2 separate regions of the Homo sapiens genome follow, and region 1 is linked to region 2. Evidence: chromatin contacts called from ENCODE Hi-C or POLR2A ChIA-PET data. All regions are on one chromosome and are shown on one strand. The core of a region is the stretch at or near the end of the contact, and the rest is flanking DNA. Distances in the headings are between cores, read along the strand shown. Region 1 holds the start of MSH6 (mutS homolog 6). Region 2 holds the start of PRKCE (protein kinase C epsilon).

What was found. Hi-C counts contacts between places; a loop is a spot of excess contacts on that map. ChIA-PET counts read pairs that join two places held with the same protein, here RNA polymerase II (POLR2A). Pooled maps may share reads with other maps.
Region 1: a map of CD4-positive, alpha-beta memory T cell shows a loop between it and region 2 (12-fold over the local background). The contact joins the promoter of MSH6 here to the promoter of PRKCE in region 2. A Hi-C loop is called at or near these places in 1 of 168 maps with a recorded cell type or tissue (CD4-positive, alpha-beta memory T cell) and 8 of 50 pooled maps. POLR2A ChIA-PET finds 5 or more read pairs at or near these places in 1 of 52 experiments (activated T-cell).

Annotation. Positions count from the first base shown.
Region 1 is chr2:47,781,797-47,784,496 of GRCh38, reverse strand. MSH6 (mutS homolog 6) reads right to left here and starts at 1,352. Exons shown (of 10, transcript NM_000179.3): 1 at 1,004-1,352. The coding sequence starts at 1,263. RefSeq lists silencers at 570-659, 860-1,019, 1,300-1,779 and an enhancer at 1,910-1,979.
Region 2 is chr2:45,650,425-45,653,124 of GRCh38, reverse strand. PRKCE (protein kinase C epsilon) reads right to left here and starts at 1,450. Exons shown (of 15, transcript NM_005400.3): 1 at 677-1,450. The coding sequence starts at 1,024. LOC102724965 (a long non-coding RNA gene) reads left to right here and starts at 1,910. Exons shown (of 2, transcript XR_005647119.2): 1 at 1,910-2,700. RefSeq lists enhancers at 772-1,392, 1,881-2,175 and silencers at 1,551-2,020, 2,191-2,290.

The DNA.
Region 1 (2,700 bases), core at 103-2,602, 2.1 Mb before region 2:
CGAAACTCTCTCTCAAAAAGGAAAAAAAAAAAAAAGCACTTAACTGCCCATAAAGTGAGGACAACTCCCGACAGGCTTCCCCGGAGTCACTCACGTCCACACATCTTTGTCCAGCGCCCGATTAAGGCCTCTAAAAGCCCAGTGGTGCCCCATAAAAATTACACTATTTCATAAAATAAAATATTTTCCACTCGACACGAATTTCCACATACGTCAAAATATTCTATCTTCGTCTCGGTGCACGTGCAGCCTACCTACCGAAGGACCCAGCCGGATCCCAGCACTTCGGCTCCCCACGGCCCCGCCCCGCCCAATTAGGCCCCGCGGTCCCCATGGTGACACACCCCCCCGCGCTCGCAGCTCGTGGCCCACCCCCTCGGCGGCCCCTCACCTAGGCCGAAGGCCCACCGTCCCCAAGGCGTCTCGGCGACCGCGGCTCTTAACTACCTCTAAGTGTCTACCTCGATCGACTACTGGAGCCCCAACTCACTATCTCCGCGCCGGCCGAGGAACCTCCTTTCGCACCCCACACCACCGGACTCTCCCCGTTCGGCCTCCCGCAGGCATTCCTCCTTCCCGCCACCCCGCCCCCCGCCCCGCCCACCAAGTGGGCCGGGCGCCTTCCCCTTCTCGCCCCACCCCCAGTGCTCCCACCTCCCAGGCCCCCTCCCCACCCGGAGCTGCGCGCGTCGCCCCTTCCTTAGCCCAGCACCCCCACCTGGCGGGACGCGTCTCCTCCCTCCAAAAGGCCCGAACTCTCCGCGTCTCCCCTGCAGCCCTCTTCCTGCACAGCCTCTCTCCTCCGACCCTGTTTACAAGCTACACCCCCAAATGCTCCAGACTCGACCCCTGCACTCATTCAAGCCAACTCTGCGGCCCCGCCTCCTCCGAGCCCAGGGCCAGGCCGTGCACCCCCCCAACCCCCTGTGCGAGCCTCCCCTCGCCGGGTTCCAAGCGCCCCGCCGCTATGCCCCCGCCTTCGACCCCACCCCCACCCCGCTACCTGGTGGGGGCAGCAGGCGCTACCGATCTCCGCAGCCCTCCGTTGAGGTTCTTCGCCTTGGGCGGTGACGCGGAGCGCGCCAAGGGCCTGGGCCCAGGCCCAGCCTCGCTCCAGGCCGCATCCCCGCCTGGGGAAGGAGAGGCCCCGGGGGCAGCGGCGGCACGGCCGCCTTCGCGTGAGGCCCTGGCCGAGGCCTTGTTGGCATCACTCAGCGCCGGAGACTTGGGGAAGAAGCTGTACAGGGTGCTCTGTCGCGACATACCGACAGCCGGCAAGGCCCAACCGTTCTGTCGGACGGAGCTCCTAAAAGCACCGCATCTACCGCGCGGCTCCTGCTGGCGGGAAATCTGGGGGGAGGCGCGCTCCGCCGGAGGAACCCGGGCCCCAGTGGCCAATCAACAGGCGCCTCGCCGTGCGCGGGCGGTGCGCGCCAGGCCCCGCCCCCGGGCGCGCGGCGACGTGGGGAAGGGCGGGGCTGGCACACTGGTGGGTAGGGGCGGGGCTGGCACGCTGGCGGTGAGGGGCCCGCCCTGCCGCCGACGCCTGGGCCCCGCGCGGGGAACTGCTGAGCTCCCCTTCCCTCACGCCGCGGGGCTGGCCGGGCCGGAACACTCCGACCCGGGGTTAGTTGCGGCCGCGGGGCTAGCAGGCTCGGAAAGCCCTGCCTCTCTGGAGCGGAAGCGGGAACAGCGGGGGCGCGCACCGCCCGGGCGGGGATAACCGGGGGGACCCGAAAGGCCTCGGAAAGGGGCTCGCGGGGAGAAACGCGTCCAGCGCTCGCGTGACCTCCTGCCGTTAGAGCATTTTCGCAAGGAGACGGAGCGAAAGGGACCAAACTTTAGTCAGCAGTTCACCTTCACGTTGTATTCTCAAGATTTGTATAGAGTAGGCACTTGGTAAACGCTAAATGAATATTGTAATAGCATTCGTTAGCGATGCTGTTGTGTATGGTGAAAGCCTGCAGCTGTACAAAGTTTTCCTTTGCCAGGCACTGATCCCAGCATTTTACATCTGGTAACTAAATCGATCCTCTCAATAACCTGTGACGTAAGTACTTAAGGGCCACAGTCCGTTATCTGAGCCCTTTGACCCAGGTGTGTCTTTACAGGATTTTTCAAATTTTAGAAAGCTAAGAGACTATGAGAGGCCGGGCGCAGTGGCTCACGCCTGTAATCCCAGCACTTTGGGATGCCGAGGCGGGCGGATCACCTGAGGTCAGGCGTTGAAGACCAGCCTAGTCAACATGGTGAAACCCCCGTCTCTACTAAAAATCCAAAAATTAGCCGGGCGTGGTGGCATGCGCCTGTAATCCCAGCTACTTGGGAGGCTGAGGCAGGAGAATAACTTGAACCTGGGAGGCAGCGTTTGCAGTGAGCCAAGGTCGCGCCACTGCACTCCAGCCTGGGCGACAAGAGCGAAACTCCGTCTCAAAAAAAAAAGAAAGAAAGCTAAGAGGCTATGAGAATAAAAAGGTTCTATTCAAATTCAAGAAAGATAGTGGAAGACAGACAATTGTTTGTCCCCTTATCCAGATTGTGAAATCCAGATTGCCGGAAACCAGTCACAATCAACAGCTGTACATTGGTAAAAACCTATGTAAAATTAGTTGTTTGCCTTGTTCTTGGAGACTGTTCTGCCAGAAGGTTCTCCTTTGCTAGGCAAGTAATAAAATCAATCTAAAAAAAAAAGGCGGGGGC
Region 2 (2,700 bases), core at 201-2,700:
TTCCAATTACCCACAAGCAGAACCCTTCTTAAAATGCAACATTCATTCTGCATGGATGGGCAATGAATTGGACAAAACAAGCTCGACTGATGTTTCTGGGACCATAGAGGAGACATCCTGGAGGAGAACACATTTTTTCTACTTGTATGTCAGAAGATGAGCTAACCACCATGCAAGAGAATAGAAACAAGCCAGCTTCCTCTCGGAGGGAAAAATAAAGCAACTCCTCGCTCGGCTAAGCAGGACAAAGCCAGGACGTGCAAGAAGCCTTCAGTCAAAGGCTCCACGTGCCTTTCCAAGGACGGAGGGACCCACCCACACACAATCACACACAGCCAGCCCACCACGCGCCTGCGGAAGAAAGCCGGGTCCTCGGCCAACCTTCAGCACCAGTGGCCCAGGCTCTCCCAGTTTGCAAACCTCCCGCAGCACCCACCAACTGGAGGGCACAGAGGGAGCAGAGGGCCACATCCTCTTTCCAAGTCTCATCTTCCTCGCCAATGCCTGTTTCTCCCCAACTATGAAGTGAAGTGTACCTCCCCAAGGAAACTGAGACTTACAGGCACACACACCCCAGTCGTCAATAAGTCCCGGAGCCCTACGATCAAGACCAGCGAGTCTTTCCCCGGGACCCCACAACCGGGTTCCCGGAATGACGGGGAGGCGCCGCACTCACCCAGTCCTCGAAGTGGCGGCTCCCGTTCTGCAGCAGCTCCTCAAACTGGATGGTGCAGTTGGCCACGAAGTCGTCGTAGCCTATGGGGGCATCGTGAAAGACAGCCAGCTCGATCTTGCGTCCGTTGCACACATCGGTGACGAACTCGTCGTGCCAGGCCGGGCTGTTGGTCTTCTGCTTGGTGGCCGTTTGGCCGATGCGCGAGTCGTCCACATTGAGGGCAATGTAGGGGTCGAGAAGGAAAGTCTGCGGCCGGGGTCCCACCGCATGGCGCAGCGACCAGGCTGTGGGCTTCAAGCTCACGGCCTCGCAGATTTTGATCTTAAGAAGGCCATTGAACACTACCATGGTCGGGGCGGGGAGTGGGGGCCGGGGTCACTCCGTCTGCCCCGAGGGCAGGAATGAAGAACCGACGGCCCGGCACTCCGAGCCACAGGGACTCTTGGGTCCCCTTTCGCCCCACCCCGCACACTCCCTACACCTTGTGGCGTTGCGCCCTGGCGCGGGCGATTCTCAGCCAGTGCATGTATTTCCTCGCCGGGTTCCTAACGGAAAACAGGGAGGGGGGAGAGCTGGGGGATGTCCGTGTTTGGAGCAAGTCTCTCCCCCCGACCACCAGCTGCACCTCCAGAAGAGAAGACGAGCTGTCGGCTCCGCTGCAAGCCGCGGGGGCTGCCTCGCCGCCTCGCTGGCTCTCCGGCTCCGGACTGCGGGAAAGCGGGCGCCGCGCCCGGCGCTTACCTACCTTTCCGAAACATAATCCCGGGAAATTTCGACTCCGGGAGGGGGATGGGGCGGTGGGACGGGGCGGGGACGAGAACCGGGGGCGCAGATTTCAACCCGGATCCTCTTCGCACACTCAGCGCCTGCCTCTGACCGCGCGGGGCGGGGGGGTGAACGGAGGGATGTTCAGTCTATCCGGAGGGATGCATGTCGAGAGGAAATGGTCCTCCTCGGAGCCAAATTTTTAAAAATCCACAAGCCCCACGGCCAGCCGGGGCCGCCGCCTCCTGGGCGAAGCAGCGCCGCGCCGGAGCCGGCGATCGGGAGGCGCCAGGAGCCCGGAATCTCACATCCGCGCGGGCTCGGAGTCCGGGCGGCCGCCGATCCGGCTCGGGGGCGCAGGCCAGCACCGGGCGGTGCGCAGCGCGGCGGCGGGGCAGGGACTGCGACTCAGCGCGGCCCCACCTCCTGGGCGCCGGCGCCCGCCCTCCGCGCTCCCCGCGTCCCCGCTCTCGGCTGCCGCTCGCTCGCCGCCCGCCAGCCCGCGCTCCCCCGCGGTCTCCTCTCCCTCTGTCGGTGTGCGAGCGAGTCTCCCTCCCTCTAATGCAGGAAATGCGCAAAAGACGTCAGTGTGTGTGAGTGTGTGTGTGTGAGTGTGTGTGTGTGCACGCGCGCGCGCGCACGGCAGTGTTTGGGGAAATAGAAAGTTTTGCCGGTTGGGGGAGCAATACGGAAAAAGTGAGCCGAGGAGACAACGGTGGAGAGCTGGCGAGGCTGCCCGGGGTCGCAGCGGCGGGCGGGTCAGCCGGGGGGCGGGGACCCCGCGCGGGACCCCGGGGTGCGGCGGCGCTGGGCTGGATGCGCGTGCCGGGGGCCGTGGATGGCCATGGATGGGCCCCGCCGGGCCGCGTATCTCTCGGGGACCCTGCGGCCAACACTGTCTTTTAGAGCCGGGGATGGGGGAGTGGAGGGGGCCCTGTTGCCCTAGAGGCCTCGGGACCCTTCCCTTGCCCACCCCCACTCGGGCCGCGGCGGGCAGGAGCAGTCTGCGGAGTTCTGGCCCATCTGTCACTCTGTCCCGGGACGCTGTGATCCACGGCGGTGGGGGAGGGGGAAGGGGGAGGGACAAGCATGGCTCGGGTGAAGTTTTAAACTCTGTTCTTCTCTCTTGCCTTTCTTTGGGGACATTCTCCCCTTTGGGATCTGTCCTGGACTTCGCAGGCTGCGAGAACTTGTTGACAAGTGAAAGCTCGGTAGAGCCCCGGCTTGGTTTGTGGTCTGCTTATTTTTTGCAAAGTGAC